2 separate regions of the Homo sapiens genome follow, and region 2 is linked to region 1. The links are chromatin loops, found by intact Hi-C in ENCODE. Cell type or tissue: lower lobe of right lung. All regions are shown on one strand. Links, peaks and the distances in the headings refer to the core of each region. The heading gives the core; the rest is flanking DNA.

Region 1 (10,763 bases), core at 1,466-9,465:
GGAGGACAGGCACAGGGCATCACGAGGGTAGCATAATTACAGAGTGCCCAGGTCAGGGCGCTGAGCCTGTACATCAAGAAGGAGGCCATGCCCTGGCATCCATCAGAACCTGGCATCCTGCATACTACATCTCAGAGGGCAAAAACCTCCTTGGGAATGCTGTTGCTAAAGAACCAGTGCTCAGGTGAACTTGAAGCAACTGCAGACAGAGAATGAGCAACAAAGGGCTTAGAGACAGTGCCAAACCCCAAACCTCCTGTGCAGCACAAAGACCTTGGGGCCCCCTGAGGAGGTCCAAGCTCCCCCAAATAAGGAACAAACTCCAATTCAATCAGGGAAAGAGCCGGGCATCCTCTTAGCCATTCCTGATAATAGGTTTTTTACTAGCTGTGTGCTTGTTAATTATGCCTGAGTTGCGAGAAAGTTTAAGGCATTGGTAACGAGCTCTGCCATTTACTAGCTCTGTTCCCTCAGGCAAGTTATCTAGCCTTGCTGGACCTTAGTTTCTCCATCTGTAAAACGGAGATAATTCTATCTACCCTCAAAAGGTCTAATGATTCAATAAGTCCTTAGAAAGTCTGGCACATCGTGGATACTATTAAGTATTGCCTGATAAGGATAATCAAAATATTTTCCATATAGTTTAATTACATTGAGCTCTCATTTTGAGTCTGTGAGGGCTAAGTCATTAAAACATCAATCATTTGTACTTTTCATAAAGTCCAAGTTCAAGAACATGTGTAGGTATTACAGCTACCTGAGCCAGGGGGCCGAACCTGACTTCCGAGAGCCAAGATTCTGACGCCCAGGAGGGCAGAACTAGGTAAGCAGCATCCCCTCCTTCCTGGATCCTATTCTTTTAAGGTCCATCCCTGCCAGGTTGGCTTCAAGTCACACAGACACAGCCCACCTTGGCTTTTTCGACCAGGCTGAAGGCAGCCCTAGTGTGTACGGAGTTGGTTCCTTCCGGTGGGTTCGTGGTCTCACCAACTTCAGGAATGGAGCCACGGACCTTCGCATGAGTGTTACAGCTCTTAAAGATGGCACGGACCCAAAGAGCCAGCAGCAGCAAGATTTATTGTGAAAAGCGAAAGAACAAACCTTCAACAAAGCTTCCACAGCATGGAACAGGGACCCAGGAGGTTGCCTGCTGGCTGAGGTTGGGTGGGCTTAGGGGGTGGCTAGCTTTATTCCCTGATTGTCCCCTCCCATGTTCTGTTTCTGTCCTATCAGAGTGCCCTTTTTTCAATCCTCCCCGCAATTGGCTACTTTTAGAATCCTGCTGATTGGTGCATTTTACAGAGCGTTGATTGGCTCATTTTACAGAGCGCTGATTGGTGCGTTTTTCTTTTTTGAGATGGAGTCTTGCTCTGTCGCCCAAGCTGGAGTGCAGTGGCGCAATCTCGGCTCACTGCAAGCTCCGCCCACCGGGTTCAGGCCATTCTCCTGCCTCAGCTTCCCAAGTAGCTGGGACTACAGGCGCCCGCCACCACACCCGGCTAATTTTTTGTATTTTTAGTAGAGATGGGGTTTCACCGTGTTAGCCAGGATGGTCTCGATCTCCTGACCTCGTGATCCGCCCGCCTTGGCCTCCCAAAGTGCTGGGATTACAGGCGTAAGCCACCACGCCCAGCCGATTGGTGCATTTTACAATCCTCTTGTCAGACAGGAAAGTTCCCCAAGTCCCCACTCTACCCAGGAAGTCCAGCTGGCCTCACCTCCAACTAGACTCGGCCATGGGGACCCTGCTTCACCGTTCTGAGTGTCTGCTTCTCTTGGCAATGGCAGAGAAGTTTATCTCCCCTGCTGTGGGGCAGTGGCAAAGTGGAAAGGAGAAAAGTTCAGTATCTGGCAGGAATGTGTTTCTTTAACATTTCTCTGTGCGAGAATGGGAAGAGTGGCACTGGGATGGGTTTTCTGCCATCACTGCTCAGGGCCTAAGAGCCAGGGTGGAGTAGCCCCCTTGCCCTGCTGAACTCGTGAAGGTGAGAATACCATAGGCAGCCCTTGGAGGGTAGGGGAGGGAATGAATAGGGTGGTTTGAAGAAAACTGATCTTGGCTCTGCTGACCCTGGCCTGGGCCAGGCAGCTCCCTAAGGGCATTGTATTATAACTGTTGGTAGAGGGGCTGCAAGATTGTGGGAGCATCCCCACAACCGGGTTGTGTCCAGAAAGTGTTCCCGCCCCTGCCCTTTTTTTTTTGAGACTGGGTTTTCTTATGTTGACCAGGCTGGTCTCGAACTCCTGAGTTCAAGCAATCCTCCTGCCTCAGCCTCTCGAGTAGCTGGGACCACAAGCACGCGCCACCACGCCCAGCTTTCCCACCCTCTTCTTCATCATTTTGCTTTCCTGGCCACAGGAGCAGAGGCTTTTGTGCCTGGCATCTCACCCCTTGGCCCTCTTCCAACCCCAGCTCCAGCAGCTGCCCCTCACTGTGCCTTTTCGGCTCAGTCCTTGCACAGGTGCAACCTGGAATGGCAATGGTGGGAGGAGGAAGTGGGAGGCAAGAGGAGGGGGATAGGTGCTTCAGCCTCCCGGCCTTCAGGGAGTCGATTCTGATGTGTACTCCACACCGCTTCAGGCCCACTTAAGAACCACCTCATTAACCCTCCTCACCCCCTGATTGCTTCACATGGTTGCCTCCCCGGTTAACCACCTGCATCCAAGTTGTCTCTGGCCCTGCTTCCTGGGAGCTGCACGCTCAGATCGCACGTGACTGCCATCCCCGTGAAGGTGATTGGCCAAAAGATAGAGTGTGTCCCCAAGCAGGGCCAATCAGAATCCTCCCCTGGGCAAACACGAGCTGCTCACGTGTAGGCACTGCGTAGGCTGCAGGTGGTGCCCAGCACGTGGAGGCGGCGGGATCTGGGATGTGCGAGAGAGGGTGAGACCCCTGCGAAAGAAGAGACAAGCAGGCGTGAGAGACTAGGGGAGCGTCTTGGGGTTTTGAGCACCTGAGGCTCTGGTTGCTTCCTTGGGTCTATGAGTCCCAGCTTTCCCAGCCACATGAGGTCTAACTTTCCTGGAGCTGGGGTGAACTGGGTCTGTTACTCAACTGAGAGAGACCAGGCTAAGAGGATGTTTCTGTCTTCCCTCAGGAACGAGGGGTCCCTGAGGGAAAGGACTGGGGCTCCTTCATCTCTATGATCCTAGTGCAGTGTCTGAAGGCATCAGGTACGTCATGATGAATGAATGAGTGAATGAATGAGTGAATGAGTGAATGAATGAATGAATGAAGAAAGGAGCGAACGAGAGAGTGGGTACATTGTGGATATCTTTTGCTGTTCTTCCTCCCTGCCATCACTGGGCCTACCTTCAACAGTCTCTTTTCCTATGAAATAGAAACAAGATAATTAGGCTTTAGATGGTGAAGTATTGCAGAGTAAAAAAACTTGAGTAAATGATTCAGGTCCCTTGTATAGGAGAAAAGGTGGGGCAAAGGAAAGATGGAAACCGAAGGCACCTAGTGATGCACACTCTTGATACATTACTTTAAAAATTTTTGACAACCCCACGGAGTAGGCATTATCCCTGTCTTACAACTGTGTAAACTGAGGCACAGGGTGGTCAAGTACTTTGCCTGAGGTTTTACAGATAGTAATCAGTAGACCCGGGGTTTGATTTAAGCCGTTCTCATAGGTGTTAGGTGGTATCTTGTAGCTTTAATTTGTATTTTCCTAATGTCTAATATTGTTGGGCATCTTCTATGTCCTTATTTGCCATCTTGTTTAGTTCATACTTGTTCAAATTTTTTGTCCATTAAAAAAATTGGTTGTTTACTGGTTGTTTATTGGCTTGCTATTGAGTTTTGAGAGCGTTTTTTTTTTAATTTTCTGGATACTAGTCCTTTATCAGATATACGTTTTGCAGATAGTTTCTTTTTTTTATATTTTTTTAAATTATACTTTAAGTTCTAGGGTACATGTGCACAATGTGCAGGTTTGTTATGTACGTATACATGTGCCATGTTGGTGTGCTGCACCCATTAACTCGTCATTTACATTAGATATATCTCCTAATGCTATCCATCCCCCCTCCCCCGACCCCATGACAGGCCCCGGTGTGTGATGTTCCCCACCCTGTGTCCAAGTGTTCTCATTGTTCAGTTCCCACCTATGAGTGAGAACAAGCTGTGTTTGGTTTTCTGTCCTCGCGATAGTTTGCTGAGAATGATGGTTTCCAACTTCATCCATGTCCCTACAAAGGACATGAATTCATCCTTTTTTATGGCTGCATAGTATTCCATGGTGTATATGTGCCACATTTTCTTAATCCAGTCTATCATTGATGGACATTTGGGTTGGTTCCAAGTATTTGCTATTGTGTATAGTGTCACAATAAACATACGTGTGCATGTGTCTTTATAGTAGCATGATTTATAATCTTTGTGTATATACCCAGTAATGGGATTGCTGGGTCAAATGGTATCTCTAGTTTTTGCAGATAGTTTCTATCAGCCTATAGCCTTCTTCATTTTCTTAATGGTATGTCTTGAAGAGCAGAGTTTTTTTTTATCTTGATATAGTACAGCTTATCCATTTTTACTTTTATGCTTGGTCCTTTTTGTGCCCTGGACCTGGAATCTAAACCCAGATCTGTGAATGTCAAAGTCCTTCTTCTTATTACATCTCACGTAGTGTTGCCTCAAAGTCTATTCTAAGGCCAGTGCCAGGCACCATGAGAGTCACCCAAGGAGCTTGCTTACAACTGTGGAGAATCTGCTTCTATGGGCCTGGGTAGACCTGGGAACCTGCATATTTTATAAACTCTCCAGGTGACTGGGTGATCAGCCAGGTGTGGAAGGGGCTCTAATGCAGGGACCCTGACACCCCTGAGCCTTTAGACCTGGTGGCTTCTTGGCCTCTTTTCTCCTCTCCTCTCCTCTTCTTTTTCTCTCTCTCTTTTTTTTTTTTTTTTTTTTTTGGTGGAGTCTTACGCTGTCACCTAGGCTGGAGTGCAGTGGCACAATCTTGGCTCACTACAACTCCACCTCCTGGGTTCAAATGATTCTCCTGCCTCAGCCTCCCGAGTAGCTGGGATTATAGGTGCGCGCCACCATGCCTAGCTAATTTTTGTATTTTTAGTAGAGACAGGGCTTCACCATGTTGGCCAGGCTGGTCTCGAACTCCTGACCTCAGGTGATCAACCCGCCTCGGCCTCCCAAAGTGCTGGGATTACAGGCATGAGCCACCACACCTGGCCTTCTTGGCCTCTTTCTAGCTGCCTCCTGTAAAGTGCTGGTGATGGTGACATTTCTAGGTCTGTTTCTTATGTGTCCCTTCCCCTGCCTTCCTCCCCAGCTCCTTAACACAGTATTTGACATTCAGCAGATGATGAAGACATGCTTTTAAACCAAGCGACCCACTCTCTACCAGTAGAGGCGAGTGGCAACCTCACTCCACAGCTGGCACTAAGCGAGCCAAGTAGAAACCATATAATTACTGACCTTGGTTTAGAGTGCTCTCCTTTAGCTCCTTCCCTCCCCAGCCGTGGGCGGCCACTTAAGCCGGTTGCCTCACCCTCTAGCCCAGCCAGAGGCTTCCACACCTAGAGAAACTGTTATTTTAAAGTAGCTCCAAGATTGGCTCACGGAGTTGAAAAGGACACTTGTGTAAGTGAACAGCTATGGCAGCCTCCAAATAAAAGAAAACTGGATTAATTTGGAACAGGGGATGGGAGTGGGGAAACGAAGTGTGTTTTGGCTTAGGAGCAAAACAAGCATCTAGAGGTTTAGCAACTTTCTCTGGCATGTCAGATTGTGACATGTCATAGGGTCAGAAGTGAATGCTGTAGGGTGACAAAGATGGTCACCTGCTTTCCCCCAGCCAACTGGGACTTCTTGGGGAACAGAAATGATTTCCTTCCCCCACCCTCAAAGGGAGCAGCAATAAGAAAACTAAGATCTATTGCCAGGGTTTTATATTTTATTTAATCCTTCCAATAACCCATAGGGTCAATATTATTCACATTTTTCACATGGGCAAACTGAGGCTCAAGAGGTTATAAGGATAGCCAGGATATGCTGGAGCCAGGATTAGGAATGTAGCAGAGGCTGAGCCATGTAATAAAGAGGCCTCAAAATACACTGCTTTAAAGAATGTTGACAGTTATTTCTTCCTCATAAAACATCTCCAGGTCAGTAGGAAAGCTCTGCTCCAGGCAGTCACTCAGGGACTCAGGATCCTGCTATCTGTGGCTTCACAGGTTTCTGGAATTGGGGTCAGCAATCTTTTTCTGTAAAGAGCTCGATTGTATTTTAGACCATGCAAGGCACGTGGTCTCTGTCCTGACTACTCAACTCTTGTATTGTGACAGTAGACATAGACAATATGTAAATCAGTGGGCATGGCTGTGTTTTAATAAAACTTTATTTACAAAACAGGCTGGATTTTTGGTTCAAGGGCTGTAGTTTGTTGATCACCATCCTAGGAGGGTGGTTCTCAAAGTATACTCCCAGGGAACTAGCAGTATCAGGGTCATTTGGAAACAGAAGTACAGCTTTTGCGGTGAGTGCCAAGGCCCTACTGAATTAGAAACTCTGGGGTTGAGACCCAGTGATGTGTGTTTTAACAAGTCCTCCAGGTGATTCGTATGCATGCTGCGGTTTAAGCATCATCACTGTTATGGGGTCCTACCTCTCAGCCCTGGCTGCATCTGAGCATCACCTGGAGAGTTTTAAAAACTCCTAATGCCTGGGCCATATCTCAGGGCCATTACCTTGGACTCTCTAGGGGTGGAACCAGAACTTTTAAAGCTGCCTGCTGATTCCAGAGTATTGCAAAGCACTGGCCTAGAGCGGCGTTATCACTGGTGTGGTTAAAGCTGGCTTGCCACCTGGCTTCCAACCACACCTGCTTCTCCAAGGTGGGGCACCCAGTGCTCCCTGAGATCTGGGTTTTGGTTTTTTCCTTTGTCTTATCCCCCAACCCCCTGGCACCCTGGCTCCTTCCTAGAAACTCTCTATGGGGCTTTGTGATTAGGGAGGACCTCAGTTCAAGTTTGTCGACTAACCGATCTCTGGTTAGGAGTGTTGCAATACGGGGTTGGGGGGATGACCTGTGCGGGTGAAGGAGTGTGGAATGGAAACAAACCAGGAGAGGAAGGAGGGAGGGGAGAGAGCAGGAGGAGGACTTGGATGTAGAAGCACCTGGCACAGTGGCATGTCACCAAGATTCAGTGAAGGCCAGTTCCCTTCCCCGCCTTTTCCTCCCCAGCTCCATCCAGCACCTGGTAGGTGCACAGCCTTCTGGAGGGAAGGGAATGCTATAGGGTGACAAAGAGCAGTCCCTGGGTGCTGCCAAGCCTTCCTTTATACAGTGAGCACTTAGCGTTGACAGTGTGCCTGGTAGTACAGTTGTCCCCCAGTATCTGTGGGAGATTTGTTCCAGGACCCCCATGAATACCAAGATTATCAGGTGCTCAGATCCTTTAGTATTCTAAATGCTTTATATGAATTAATGCATTAAATCCTCACGGCAACCCGGAGGGTAGGCACTGTAATTACCTCCATTTTACAGATGGGGAGCTGAGGCTTTAAGAAGTTAGGTGACCTGCACATGGTTACACAGGTGGTAAGTGGTTGAGCCAGGAGTCAATTCAGGAAGTTTGGCTCCAGAGCTAAGCTCTGCTGTCTTCTCTTCATAACTGCAATGGTGGCCTTTTTTTTTTTTTTTTTTTTTTTTTTTTTTGAGACGGAGTTTTGCTCTTGTTGCCCAGGCTGGAGTGCAATGGTGCAATCTTGGCTCACCACTACCTTTGCCTCCCGGGTTCAAGCGATTCTCTTGCCTCAGCCTTCCAAATAGCTGAGATTACAGACATGCGCCACCACGCCTGGCTAATTTTTTTTTTTTTTTTTAGCAGAGACGAGGGTTCTCTGTGTTGGTCAGGCTGGTCTCGAACTCCCGACCTCAGGTGATCCACCCTCCTTGGCCTCCCAAAGTGCAGGAATTACAGGCGTGAGCCACTGCGCCTGGGCCCGTGGTGGTATTTTTATTCCCATTTTACAGATGAAGAAACTGGGGCCATGCAACTTGCTCAAGATCACAGAGCCAGGAGGTGGTAGAGGCAGGACTCGAACCCAGATCTCCCTGCCAGCAAAGCCCTTGGATTTGCCAGCTTGCCCCACAGCCTGCATCAGGTTCCCCTCCCTTCTTCCCTCCATCTGTCCACCCAGCTTATTCTGGGTTTGCACGTGTGGGGCTGACTCATAGGGAGCAGGAGAGCCCATCCTCTGGAGTGAGAAGGCAGATTTTATTTCTGTTCAGAGCATCTTGGGCTGGTGCTGGGAGAGCTGCCAAGCCCAGCTGACACATTTTCTTCTGCCAAGGCTACTGAGTGGGTAGGCAGCCCCGGGGGGCTCTAGAGGGCCCCAAGACACCAACTCCTCAGATGTGTCTCAGCACCTAGGGGAAAGATGGGGATACCTGCTTCCTCTGCCTTAACTGCCATCTCTTTCCCTAAGGGAGTTTCCTGGGGCTAAAATTCCAGTTGCTAAAATCTTCCTCATTTCTCTGCTCTGGTCCAAAGCTGAAAGGAACCCCAAGAAGCCATTTGTTCAAGGCTTTTGCTTTTAGGCAATCAAGGTAGTCCTGGTTGTTCCCATTTTACAGATCACAGAAGCCAGCTGTGGTTCTCACTGGCTTGTCCTCCTTCCCGTTAGCCCTATGATACTTCCCAAATGTCCTTTTTCCTATCAGATCATTTCTCCTATCAAATGAGCATAAGAATCCCAGGGCACTTGCTAACTTTCTGGATCACCTGTCCGCTGCTGTAAAAAATTAGGAAGCAGTCGGTTAGAGCTGGGGCCCTTTACCAGATGCAGTGGCTAATGCCTGTAATCTCAGCACTTTGGGAGGCTGAGGCAGGTGGATCACCTGAGATCAGGAGTTGAAGACCAGCATGGCCAACATGGTGAAACCCCATCTCTACTAAAAATACAAAAATTAGCTGGGCGTGGTGGTGGGCGCCTGTAATCCCAGCTACTCGGGAGGTTGAACCTGGGAGGCAGAGGTTGCAGTGAGCCGAGATTGCACCACTGCACTCCAGCCTGGGTGACAGAGTGACACTCCATCTCAAAAAAACAAAAAAGAGCTGGGGCCCTTTAACAAGCACTGCAGGTGACTCTCATCATCTGGGATAATGGGAAATACTGGCACACAGAGACCTCCCAATGGGTGCCAGGATTCTCCCCCACTTAAGGTTCAAACCCCGACTGACTGTCTTAGCTGTGCCCCAAATTGTTACAATTGCCCCCCGCCTCTTGGATGAGTCTTGTGGGTTTGGCGGCTCATTCCCCTCCAAGCCCAACTCAGGCCATTAGAATGGGGCTGCAGGATGGTGTGGTGTGCCTGCATCCCCCACCCCGCCCACCCTTGCCCCTGGCCAGTCCTGCCTTATCCTCCAGGGGCTGTTCGCTGAGGATCATGGAGACCTTGGCAGTGTCCTCAGATCTATGGCTATCTTAGCCTCACTTCAGCCAGACACGCCAACACTCAGGGCTCCCCATTTGCCAAGGGTCCCTAGCCCATTTGTTTCTGTTCTATGTAAGAAAAGCCAAAAGTCACTGGAGAGGACATTTGTTTCAAGTTGTGATGGTTTCATAATATGTCTAAAAATTCGTTGAGCCTCCTTCCTGAAGTGGCAGAGCCTAATTTTCCTCTCCTTGAGTGTGGGTGGACTCAGTGACTTCCTTCTAATGCAGAAAGTAGAAACAAGAATATGTGACTTCTGAGACTAGGTCATGAAAGGCACCATGGCTTCCTTCTCTTTCCTGGATTACTCACTGCAAGGGAAAGCCAGCTGCCATGTTGTGAGGATACTCAAGCAACCCAGTGGAGAGATGGTGAGAAACTGAAGCCTCCTGCCAATAGCTAGCAAAGAAACGAGGCCTTTTGCCAAGAGCTGTGGGAATAAGCCATCTTGGAAGCCGAACCACCATCCCCAGTCAAGCCTTCGGAGAACTGCAGCCCAGGCCAATGTTTTGTCTGCAACCTCATTAGAGACCCTAAGCCAGAACCACCCAGCCAAGCTGCTGCTGAATCTCTGATTCACAGAAGCTGTGAGATACCAAACGTTTGTTGTTTTAAGCTACTAAGTTGTGGGTCATTTTTTAAATGCAATGATGGGAAACTAATACACAAGTCAGGAGCCACAGCCTTCATCGACAAGCTGAGTGGGTAGGTGAGAGGACTGAGGCAGGCGTGGTACCCAAAGACCTGGACAGAGAACCAGCATTTGTCAGGATGGAGTGCAGTGCTTGGATGTGTGTCCTTCCATTTACTGTTAGTGCTATTACCCCTGTTGTCCATGTCAGGAAACTGGGGCTCAGATAGGTCAGGTCATGTGACCAAGGTTGCCGAGCTCATCGGTGGCACAGCCAGGATTTGAGCCCAGTCTGTCTGCTCTGGTCCATACTTTCCCACTCTTGATGCTGTCTTGATGATCTCAGTGATTTTTGGGCAAGACCCACCGCTTTTGGGGCTTGCATAGAACTTGAGCCGACTGCATGCATATTGATGAGAAGGTTGAACCTGGTGCTCTCTGGCCCTGGATTCTCTAAGTAAGGTGTGTGAACCCTGCTCTCATAGCCTTTGCCCTGTAGGGTGCCCCAGGGTAGGTCAGCTCTGTCTGCTAAAGATCTAGTGAGCCAAGGATGAGGATGTGACAGCTTGGCTTTAAGAGCTCCTGTGCAAACGTGTAGCTTCCTTCAGCAATACCATCTCCTGATTCTCCCTCACAGACATGTGTGCCCAGGTCTGTTTGCA
Region 2 (10,763 bases), core at 1,236-9,235, 65 kb after region 1:
CTAGAATGGGAATGCACAGTGCTTTGCAGAAAACAGTGGTGAAAGTTCATGACTGGCCCGGGCAACTGATATGGTTAGGCTTTGTGTCCCCACCCAAATCTCATCTTGAATTATAATCTCCATAATCCCCACATGTCGAGGGAGAGACCAGGTGGAGATAATTGAATCATGGGGGCAATTCCCCCATGCTGTTCTCGTGATAGTGAGTGAGCTCTCACAAGATCTGATGGTTTTATAAGGGCCTCTTCCCACTTCGCTTGGCACTTCTCCTTCCTGCTGCCTTGTGAAGAAGGTGCCTTGCTTCTCCTTCACCTTCCACCATGATTGTAAGTTTGCCAAGGCTTCCCCAGCTGTGCAGAACCGTGAGTCAATTAAACCTCTTTCCTTTATAAATTACCCAGTCTTGGGCAGTTCTTTATAGCAGTATGAAAACAGACTAATACAGCAACATAGTGAGATGTCATCTCTAACAAATTTAATTAATTTTTAAAGTGGTGAAACGTCCTAGGCAAATGAATAAATATCTTTTACCTTTCAAATCTCAATTCTCTTTCTTTCTAATCATTCCCATCCAATCCTGGAGCACTACACTACTGATATCTTCATTCTGCCATTTCCTGTCCCCTACCCTGGTGTTTAAATCTCTCCACTCTACCTATTGGGCACAGCTGGCCTGATGAATCAACCCAGCCTGCAGGCCTGATGGATTTTCAGAGTTCAAGGAAGTTCTTCCTTTTCCAGCCATCTTAAATGTCTTCCTACCTCTGCCTGCTGTATCAGCAATTTCACTATTGGTGGTTCATTTTTTAGCTTACTATGACTTGTTCCCATTAAAATGCACATCCCTTTGTGAGTATGCACTCACTGTCTGAACAATTATTTATGATTAGTATTAGTGCTTTATCAGCTTTTTTACATTTTGGTGGGGGAAAGGAGGAGAGACTACAGAGGGCTTACTCGTGTTGGAGGGAGGAAGAGAGGCTGTAGAACCTGGAAGCCAATTCTCCTGATTCAATGAGTCTGTTTCAGGTAAGTCCAGGTGATTGTCGGGAAGCCATGGCCATTCTTATTTTATCTTGGAGAAGCAGCAGCGTTTTATCTTTTTTCTGTCTTCAAAGTTTAAATTTTCTTACCTAAAATTTTAAATTTTGAGGTAATTGGGGAATCCTCTACTCAGTTTCCCATGATAGCAACTTGCAAAACTATAATATTACAACCAAGATATTGATGTTAACACAGTCAGGATACAGAACGTTTCTATCACCATGAGGATCTTCATGTTGCCCTTTTATAGCCATATCTACTTCCCTCCCATCCCTATCTTCTCCTTAACTGATGGCAACCACTGATCTGTTATCCATTTCCATAATGTTGTCATTTCCAGAATGTTATATAAATGGAATCATATGTAACTTTGGGGGATTGGCTTTTCTCACTCAGCATAATTCTCTGGAGATTCATCCAGGTTGTTTTGTGTATCAGTAGTTCTTTCTGACTGTATTAATCCATTCTCACACTGCTATAAAGCTACTACCCGAGACTGGGTAATTTATAAACAAATGAGGTTTAATTGACTCACAGTTCCACATGGCTGGGGAGGCCTCAGGAAACTTACAATCTTGGCAGAAGGGGGAGCAGGCACATATTACACGGCAGCAGGTGAGAGACAGTGAGCAAGTGCAGGGAAAACTGTCTTATAAAACCATTAGATCTCGTGAGAACTCACTATCATGAGAGAAGCATAGGGGAAACTGTCCCTGTGATCCAATCACCTCCTACCAGTTCTCTTCCTCAATACCTCGGGATTACAATTTAAGATGAAATTTGGATGGGGACACAAAGCCTAACAGTGTCACTGAGTATTAGATCATGGTAGGATATACCCCAGTTTATTTAATCATTTCTGTGTTGAAGGACAAGTGGATCATTTTCAGTCTGGGGCTAATACAAATAAATAAAGCATCTATAAACATTTATATACAAGTCTTCATTTCTCTGGGATAAATGCCCAGAAGTACAATTGCTGGGTTGTACAGTAGTTGTATGTTTAGTTTTTGAAAGAAACTGCCAAACTGTTTTCCACGGTGCCTGTACCATTTTACATTCCCACCAGCAATGTATGAGTGACTCAGTTTCTCTGAATCCTTGTCAGCATTTAGTATTATTACTGTTTTATGTTAGCCATCCTGATAGGTACATAGTGATTCTCATTGTGATTGTAACTTGCATTCCCTTAATGATGAACAATGAGCATCTTTTTATGTGCTATTTGCCATATGATGTCTTCTTTGGTGAAATATGTCTTTATGTCTCTTACCTATTTTCTAATTGGATTGTTCGTTTTCTGACTGCTGAGTTTTGAGTGTTCTTTATATATTCTACATACTAGTTCTTTGTTGGATATATGGTTTGCAAATATTTTTCCCAGTATGTAGCTTTTTTTCATCTTTTTAATGCTTTTTAATGGGCCTTTCACAAAACAGAAGCTTTTGTGATGAAGTCCAATTTATTAATTTTTCCTTTTATGGGTGATGCTTTGGGTGTTGAACCTAAGAACTCTTTGCATAGACCTACATCCTGAAGACTTCCTCCTGTTTTTTCAGAAGTTTTATAGTTTTATGTTCTACATTTAAGTTAATGATCCATTTTGAGTTAATTTTAGTATAAGGCGTACGTAAGACTTAGAGGCTTTTTTTTTTTTTAGCACCATTTGTTGAAAAGGCTATTTTCCTCCATTGAATTAGTTTTGTACGTTTGTCAAAAATTAGTTGGGCATATTTGTGTGGGTCTATTTCTGGTTTCTCCATTCTGTTCCATTGATGTATATCTCTCTGCCAATAACATACAGTCTTGTAAGTTATCTTGTATCTTGTATGCCAATAACATTCAGTCTTACTGTAGCTATACAGTGATTACTGTAGCTTGATATGAGATGGACTGATTCCTCCCAATTTATTCTTTTTTTTTTCCAAAATTGCTATTCCTATGGTTTGGATGTTTGTCTCATCTAAATCTCATGTTGAAATTTAATTCTCAATGTTGGAGGTGGGGCCTAATGGGTGTTTTGGTCATAGAGGTGGATCTCTCATGAATAGATTAATGGCCTTCTCTGGAGTGAGTGAGTTCTCATTCAATTAATTCCTGTGAGAGCTGGTTGTTAAAAGAGCCTAGCACACCCTCCTTTTCCTCCTCTCTCTCACAATGCCATCTCTGCACACTCTGGCTCCCTTTTGCCTTCTGCTATGAGCAGAAGTAGCCTGAGGCCCTCGTCGGATGCAGATGCCTAATCTTGAACTTGTAGCCATGAGAATCATGAGCCAAATAAACCATTTTTCTTTAAAAATTACCCAGCCTCTAGTATTTCTTTATAGCAACACAAAACAGACTAAGATAGCTATTCTAGTTCCTTTGTCTTTCCACATAAATTTTAGAGTAATATTGTGTATAGCTACAAAAACTTTTGCAAGATTTTAAAAGGAATTGCATTAAACTCATATATCCTTTTGCGGAGTAAGTCAACATCTTTACTATGTTGAATCTTTCAATCCATGAACATAATACATCTCTCCATTTATTTAGCTGTTCTTTGACTTGTTTAATCTTCTTTTTGTAGTTTTCAGCATACAAATCCTGTAGATTTACACTTAAGTATCTCTTCTTTTTCTTTTTGTAGTTGCACATGGTATTGTATTTTTAATTTTGATATCCAGGTGTTCATTTCTAGTACATAGGAATACAACAGATTTTTGTATGTTTATCTCGTATTCTGTGACCTTGCTGAATTCACTTACTAGTACTAATATTTTGTATATCCCTTGGGAACTTCTACAAAAGCAATCATGTTCTTTTCAAATAGGAACAGTTTTTATTTCTTCCTTTTTAATCTGTATGCCTTTTAATTTCTTGCCTTATTGCACTGGCTAAAACTTTCACAGCACTATGTCATATAAAAGTGGTGACAGCAGACATTTTTGCTTTGTTTTCATCTAAGGCAAAAGCATTCAGTCTTTCACCATTAAGTATAATGTTAGCTGTAGGGTTCTCGTTGATGCTTTTCATCAAGTTGAGAAAGTTCTATTCCAATTTTTCTTTGAATTTTATAATGGATGAGTATTGAATTGTTGTTTAATGGGTGTTGACTTTTCAGCATCAATTGATATAATCATGTTAATGTGGTGGACAACTGGTAAATGGATAAACAAACTGAGCAGCCATTTATACATTGTATGGATGTACCAGTTTATTTATCCATTTACCAGCTGAAGGACATTTGGGGAGTTCCCTGTTTTTGGTGATTATAAATGAAGTCTGTATAAACATTCACAAACAGGTCTTTGTATGTAAATGGTTTTCGTTTCCCTTGGGAAACGAAATGCTACTCAAATACCTATGACTGGCATTGCTAATTTGTATGGTGAGTACATGTTCAACTTTATAAGAAACTGCCAAATTGTTTTCAAAACTGTGCGTCATTTTGCATTACCAAGCAATGTGTGCGAGTTCCAGCTTTGTTCAGCTGGTACTTGATATTGTACCTCAGACTTTCAGAGCCCTTCTTTCTATCTCTGCTGTCTCCCCTTCCTGAGTGCCAGAGAAGAGTGGGTATAGTCACAATAGCAATTTTCCAGAAGCAGAAGGGCTGGCTCTCATAATTCCCCTGCACACTACGAACTTCAGAACTGCAGTTTTTGGGAAGGTGTGACAAGTGTGTTGAGCAGAATCAGGACAAGGGCCAAGGCAGAAGGAGTAGTGGGGGCACAGGGTTGGCAGTGAAGGGTCCAAGTGGCAGCAGTCCACAGTGGCAGGACCTGGAACACTTCGTCTGCTCAGGGCTTGTTGGTAGTGGGAAAGGATCACTTGGGGCCCAGGAGGGGGTCCTGCTGCCTCAGCACCCTCCCTCTGCCCTCCTAAGGTTTCCAGCCATTTCTAACAGAGGAAACTGCAATCTCTTGAGATTCCTGCAGGCCCCAGGGAGGGGGAGAGTTGCCTGAGAACCAGAGGCCTGGCTTGGGGCCCAGTTATGTGACACCTGAATCTTGGGGAGAGTGGCTGTGGGACCAGGCCCCTGGGGCCTCCTGGGACAGTTGGGAACAGGGAGGGGCAGCTCAGGTTTCCTCACTGCTTGGTGTGTGACCTGGGCTCCACCCAGGCAGCAGAATAATGCCAGGCCTTAGCCCCTGCGGTGTAACACCTTTCACCAAGAAATTGCTGTCCCGCTCCTGTTCCACAGGGACTGCTCTGGCCTGGACTTTGGGTCCTGTGGCCTAGAAGTAAAGGGACCAGATCTTAGTCAGGCCTCAGGACAGAAGCCGAGCCAGTCAAATCTGGAGGAGGTGCGTGAGGTGTGTGTGTGTATCTGCGGGGTGGGGAGAGGTGTCATGTGGGGACCAGGAGCTGCCCAATATTCAGTTTCAGTTGATTAGCTGTGTGGCCTTGGACAAGTAATTTAGCCTTTTTAGGCCTGGGTTTGCCTGTTTTTGACTTAAAGGTTTGGACTAGATGGGTGATTTCTCAATTGCATTGAATGTCAGCATTACCTGGGACTTGTTTTTATAAACTACAGATCCCTGGGCTCCACCACAAACCTATTGAATCAGCATCTGTGGGCCTGGGGTCCTGGCTTCTGGCTGTGTAACGGGCTCCAGCCGGTTTTTATATGGCCAGTGTGTCACTGATATCTCCAGACCCACTTACCTAAAAGTTCACCAAGTCCAGCAGCCTAGGGCAACCTCTGGTGGAAGACAGAAAGGCAGGTCCAGGAAGGAGGGAGGAGCCAGAGAAGGGGAGCCAATCAGGGGTCAGAAAGATGGGGGGAGGAACCTGAGAAAGGGAGCCAATCAGTGGCCAGGAAGGTGAGAGGAGGAGCCACTCAGTGGCCTGAAAGGAGGAAGAGGAGCCAGAGAGGGAGAACCAATCAGGAAAAGAGGATGCGGCAGGCTGGGATTCTTCTTGCAAGGGAACCTGAAGCTTTAGTCTGGGCAGGCAGCGAGCTGGACTGGTATCAGAGGAAAAGAAGTCTCTACTTTGGCTGCTTCTGTTTGAGTGTGTCTCCCAGCACCATAAGGCAGGTAGAGAGGGCATCACCTTTGTGGTTCAGGAGAAGGGTTAGCACATCCCTTGTCTGTTTGGAGGCTCAAAGTGGGTCTAGGAGAAACTATATCTGCCTAGAGGGAAAACATATCCTGCAAACCCTAAATAGCCATGGGGAATAAATAGCACTTGGGCCCCGGCCATTCCACCCCCTCTGTGTCTGACTCAGCTTGGAGGACAAAAGAGTCCCCATCTGCTGCTTACTGGCTTTGCGTGTGTGAGCAAGTCACTCAACCTTTCTGACTCTGTTGCCTCCTCTGTAAAATGGGAATAATAATTATACCTGCCCTACCCCCACAAGGCATTGCTCTGGGCATCACCTAAGACAAGGGAGGCGAGGGTGCTCCATCAACTGCAGCATGCTGTGCAATCCATTGGGGCTAGGCACTACCAGAACCCCAGGGAGGAAGGGATGGATGGACAACCCTCCCTTGTCCCACAGTTGGAGCATCTGTGCTTAAAAGAAAACCACTCGAGTGATTATCTTTTATAAATTGTTAGATGGTCACAGATAATCTTCCCTCTGACAACCCACCTCAGTTTCAGAGGCAACAAGTACTATATGAATTTGGTGTGATCCTTTCACACTTAAAAATTTTTTTTCACATATATGCGTGGGCTCATGGGAAATATATATTGTGTGTCAGCACGTGTGTGTGTATGTGTGGCTTGTTTTACACAGAGGGTGGCGCAGTTACATATCACACAGCAAAATGCCTTTTTTAAACTCAAGGTTGTATGTTTGAGATCTAATTAGGTCATTTCTTTTATCTGCCATGTACTGTTCTACCTTGAGTCTCTCTCACATGGCATCTGTTTTGCCTGATGTTAAAATTGTTATGGCGCTAAATCATGTCTTTTCTTACCCCTGGCACAGCCAGATGGGCTGCCTTTGGTTGCAAGCCCAGCAGAGTCAGAAAGAAACTAAGGCTGTCAAGGAAACCTAAGGGTAGGTCTTCAACTCTGGGCCCGGAAGGAGCATCACCTCCACCTGGCCTTGTCTGGTTCATTTACAGCCTGCAGGAAGGAGAGGCGGGGAGACGGGGAGATGGGAGAAGGAGGGAGAGAGAGAGAGAGAGAGAATGTGAATATGAGAACGCTGCCCTGCTCCAAGCTCACCTCGCACCTCTGTCTGGGGAAAGTGGAATGGGAAGAAGCAGGTGGCATCCCCATCATCCCAAGGTGCCCTGCTGCCAACAAGACCTTGGGTGTCCATCCTTCTAGTGCAGTAGCACCACCACCGCCACCCCCCTTCAGGTGAAGGTTGCTAACTTTGAAATCAGGATGGGCTACATAATTTGCAGAGCCCAGTGCACATAAAAATGCAGGGCACTTCTTCAAGAAATATTAAGAATGCATTAGGCCAAAGGCAGACTCCTTCTAAGCATGTGGCTCTGCCTGACTGCACAGGTGGCATTCCCATGAAGCTGGTCCTGCCTGAAACTATCCTCTAAGGGAGTCCTGTTAAGGTGTGGGAGAAAGTGCGCAAAGCTCTGCAAAGGGAAATAGCTGTCATTTTGGAAGCCATCAGGATCTTTTAGTGCAGTCAAGCTGAACCATGGAGGTCATGATGACTAACAGTTCCAGACAGGTTGAAAAGCTCTGATTTGTCCCCTCTAGGGTGGGAACTAAGGACTGGAGAGGCTGCAGAGCCAGCAGATAACTCAGAAGGCCAGGGTACAAATCCTCCCTCTGTCCCTGAGGAGCTGAATGACCATGAGTTTGTTGCTTAGCTTCTCTGTGCCTCAGTTTCCTTATTAAGATAAGGTGCCCTCTTCATAGGATTGCTTGGAAGATTAACCCTAAAACTATGGAGAAGCTGAGGACATTTCCTGGCATATAATGTTCGATAATCTGGGCTGATGTTAGATATCCTTTCTGTGAGCTTTGGTTTCTTTCCTAGGATAATATAATGGGGAAAGGTAGAAGGTAAAGATGGATCTAGAGTCAGGAGTTCTGGGTTCTCTGCTACTAACCACCTGCTTACCAAGGCAGGTCACTGTCCCCTTAAGAGTCTCACTTCTAAAATTTAAGGGAGGGGGTGAGGTATGACTTTCCTTCCAGCTTTATAATTCTGTTTCCAAGGAATTCCACCTGTTCCTCTCATTGGTTTATCCCAGTGTACCCAGTGTATTAGTCTGCTTTCATGCTGCTGATAAAGAAATACCCGAGACCGGGCAATTTACAAAAGAAAGAGGTTTAATTGGACTTACAGTTCTATGTGGCTGGGGAAGCCTCACAATCATTGTGGAAGGCAAGGAGGAGCAAGTCACATCTTACGTGGATGGTGGCAGACAAACAGAGTGAGCTTATGCAGGCAAACTCCCATGTTTTAAAACCATCAGATCTCATGAGAGTCATTCACTATCATGAGAACAGCACAGGAAAGACCCGCCCCCATAATTCAATCACCTCCCACCGGGTTCCTCCCATGACACGTGGGAATTGTGGGAGTTACAATTCAAGATGAGATTTGGGTGGGGACACAGCCAAACCATATCACCCGACATTTATTTTCTCTGAGGTTTAAGAAATTTCTCCGCTTATCTGACTGCAAATCTTTCTCATTAGTTAAAGTCCACTTCTTTTCCTGCCCTTTGTGTGAAAACAACTGGTTGGTGACCCATTTTACAGACTCAGAAACTGAGGCACATTGAGAACCATCTGCTCTCCAGGTGGAACAACCCCAGTCCCTTTAATATGCCCTTGCATTGGCCCTTCACTGCACTGTGACCTCTGCCCACTGCACATCCCAGGAATGTCCACCACTCCTGCATTTAGAGACCCACACAGGTCACTCCTGCCAGCCAGGCACAGGGCTCGGCCCCTCAGATCTGTCTAATATTCTCAGTGCCTGTAGGGAAGCAGATCTTGTTACATATCTTGTTTTCCAGCTAGAGAAGCGGGCTCCTGGAGCCCAGACTGAGGGTGGAGTGAGGTTCCTGTAGGTAACTTGTGAGACCCCCTAATGCTGTGAGGCAGAGCCCCAGACCCTGCGACCCTGTGGGGGTCAGCCTTTCCTGGAGAAAAGCTTTCTCCCAGCACTTACCAAGCCTCTCTCCCTGCAGCTGGCATGAGGGATGTTGCTCCTCTGCCAAACCCACACTCTGGGGTGAACACAGCTCTGGGCATGCCAGCTGCTGCCCTGGCCCCTTTACTGCCACTCAGGAAGACACACGTGAGTGCCATTCAGTGCCAGTGTCCTTGTCAGGGGGCAAGCCTCAAACCTGTCCCCTTCCTACCAGGCCCCTGATCAGCTCCAGCACTAGCACAATGCAGAATCAATATCTATTTGGGGGGATTATTGAATGTCCATCTCCTCCACTAAAATAACCTCTTTGGGTGGTGTGTTGGGGCGGGGGCATGACTTGTTCACGGAAATATGCCCAGAGTCTAACACACTTCCTGGCACAAGGAGGTGCTCAGTACACATTCAATGTGTGAGCACATGGATCTGCTGTGATTTATTTATTTTTTAAACTTTATTTATTTATTTGTATTTTGAGACAGGGTCTCACTCTGCCACCCAGGCAGAAGTGCAGTGGCACAATCATGGCTCACTGCAGCCTCAACCTCCTGGGCTCAAGAGATCCTCCCACCTCAGCCTCCCAAGGTAGCTGAGACCACAGGTATGTGCCACCACGCCCAGCTAATTTTTGACTTTTTGTAGAGACGGAGCCTAGGCTGGTCTTGAACTCTTGGGCTCAAGTGCTTCTTCTGCCTTGGCTTCCCAAAGTGTTGGGATTACAGGTGTGAGCCACCATGCCTGGCCCCACTGTGATTTATTGAAAGTCAACCTCTGGCCCAGGCATGGTGGCTCATGACTGTAATCCTAGCACTTTGGGAGGCCGAGGTGGGTGGATAACCTGAGGTCAGGAGTTTGAAACCAGCCTGGCCAACATGGTGAAACCCTGTCACCACAAAAAATACAAAAATTAGCTGGGTGTGGTGGTGCACACCTGGAATCTAAGCTACTAGGGAGGCTGAAGCTGGAGAATCACTTGAGCCCGGGAGGCGGAGGTTGCAGTGAGCTGAGATTGCATCATTGCACTCCAGCCTGGGCAACAAAGTGAGACTCTCTCAAAAAAAAAAAGAGGAAGAAGAAGAAGAAAGTCAGCATCTGGCAGATACTGGCCCTTTACTTTATTAGCAAATTCCTGGAGGCCCATCTTTCACGGGATTACTACACAGGGGTGCTGATTTAGAAAAGTGCTATTTTATGTGTTATGCTCTGAGGGTTCATTCATGCAGGCAGTGTGTAATGAGCACTCGCTACATGCCAGGCCCTGAGGACAGAGCAGTAAAGGAGCCGATGTCCTTGCCTGCATGGAGGTCCCATCCAAGTGAGGAGACAGTTAAAATGCAAACACAGCTGCACGATATTGTCAGGTGATGCTTTGTGCTGAGAAGGATGAAGCGGTAGGGGGGATGGAGAGAGTGGGGTGGGTGGGGTGCTATTTCAGATTGAAGGGTCAGCGAGGTCCTGCAGAAGAGCTTCAATTTAAATGGAAGCCACCACTGAGAACGAATAGGGGGGATTTGGGGCATCCCAGGTGAGGAGTGGGATTCAGAAAGAAGAATTCCTTGACATCCCAGGCTCCTTGGTGAGCCAGTGGGGACACATTCTGCTTGTCATCAAAGTGAATTACAAACTCATCCAGCTCAGAGCCTCT

Evidence for each region. Hi-C counts contacts between places; a loop is a spot of excess contacts. Peaks named below come from ENCODE experiments on the same cell type or tissue, not always from the same donor. Only the 100,000 strongest peaks of a DNase experiment are listed, where the experiment ranks them.
Region 2: a loop joins it to region 1, with 5 times the contacts of the local background. A loop is called at or near these places in 5 of 110 quality-filtered maps.

The regions. Positions count from the first base shown.
Region 1 is chr17:45,669,729-45,680,491 of GRCh38, forward strand. The region is part of intron 3 of LINC02210-CRHR1 (LINC02210-CRHR1 readthrough); the gene reads left to right. It overlaps LOC105371802 (a long non-coding RNA gene), which reads right to left and starts at 1,187. Exons shown (of 3, transcript XR_002958155.2): 1 at 1,102-1,187. In lower lobe of right lung, for the core only: no CTCF peak of the experiment used is centred there; a DNase peak (open chromatin) is centred at 5,493; H3K27me3 peaks cover 611 bases.
Region 2 is chr17:45,734,896-45,745,658 of GRCh38, forward strand. The region is part of intron 3 of LINC02210-CRHR1 (LINC02210-CRHR1 readthrough); the gene reads left to right. Among named protein-coding and RNA genes, the nearest start is that of CRHR1, 44 kb to the right of the region's middle. RefSeq lists an enhancer at 10,615-10,763. In lower lobe of right lung, for the core only: no CTCF peak of the experiment used is centred there; a DNase peak (open chromatin) is centred at 5,036; H3K27me3 peaks cover 1,179 bases.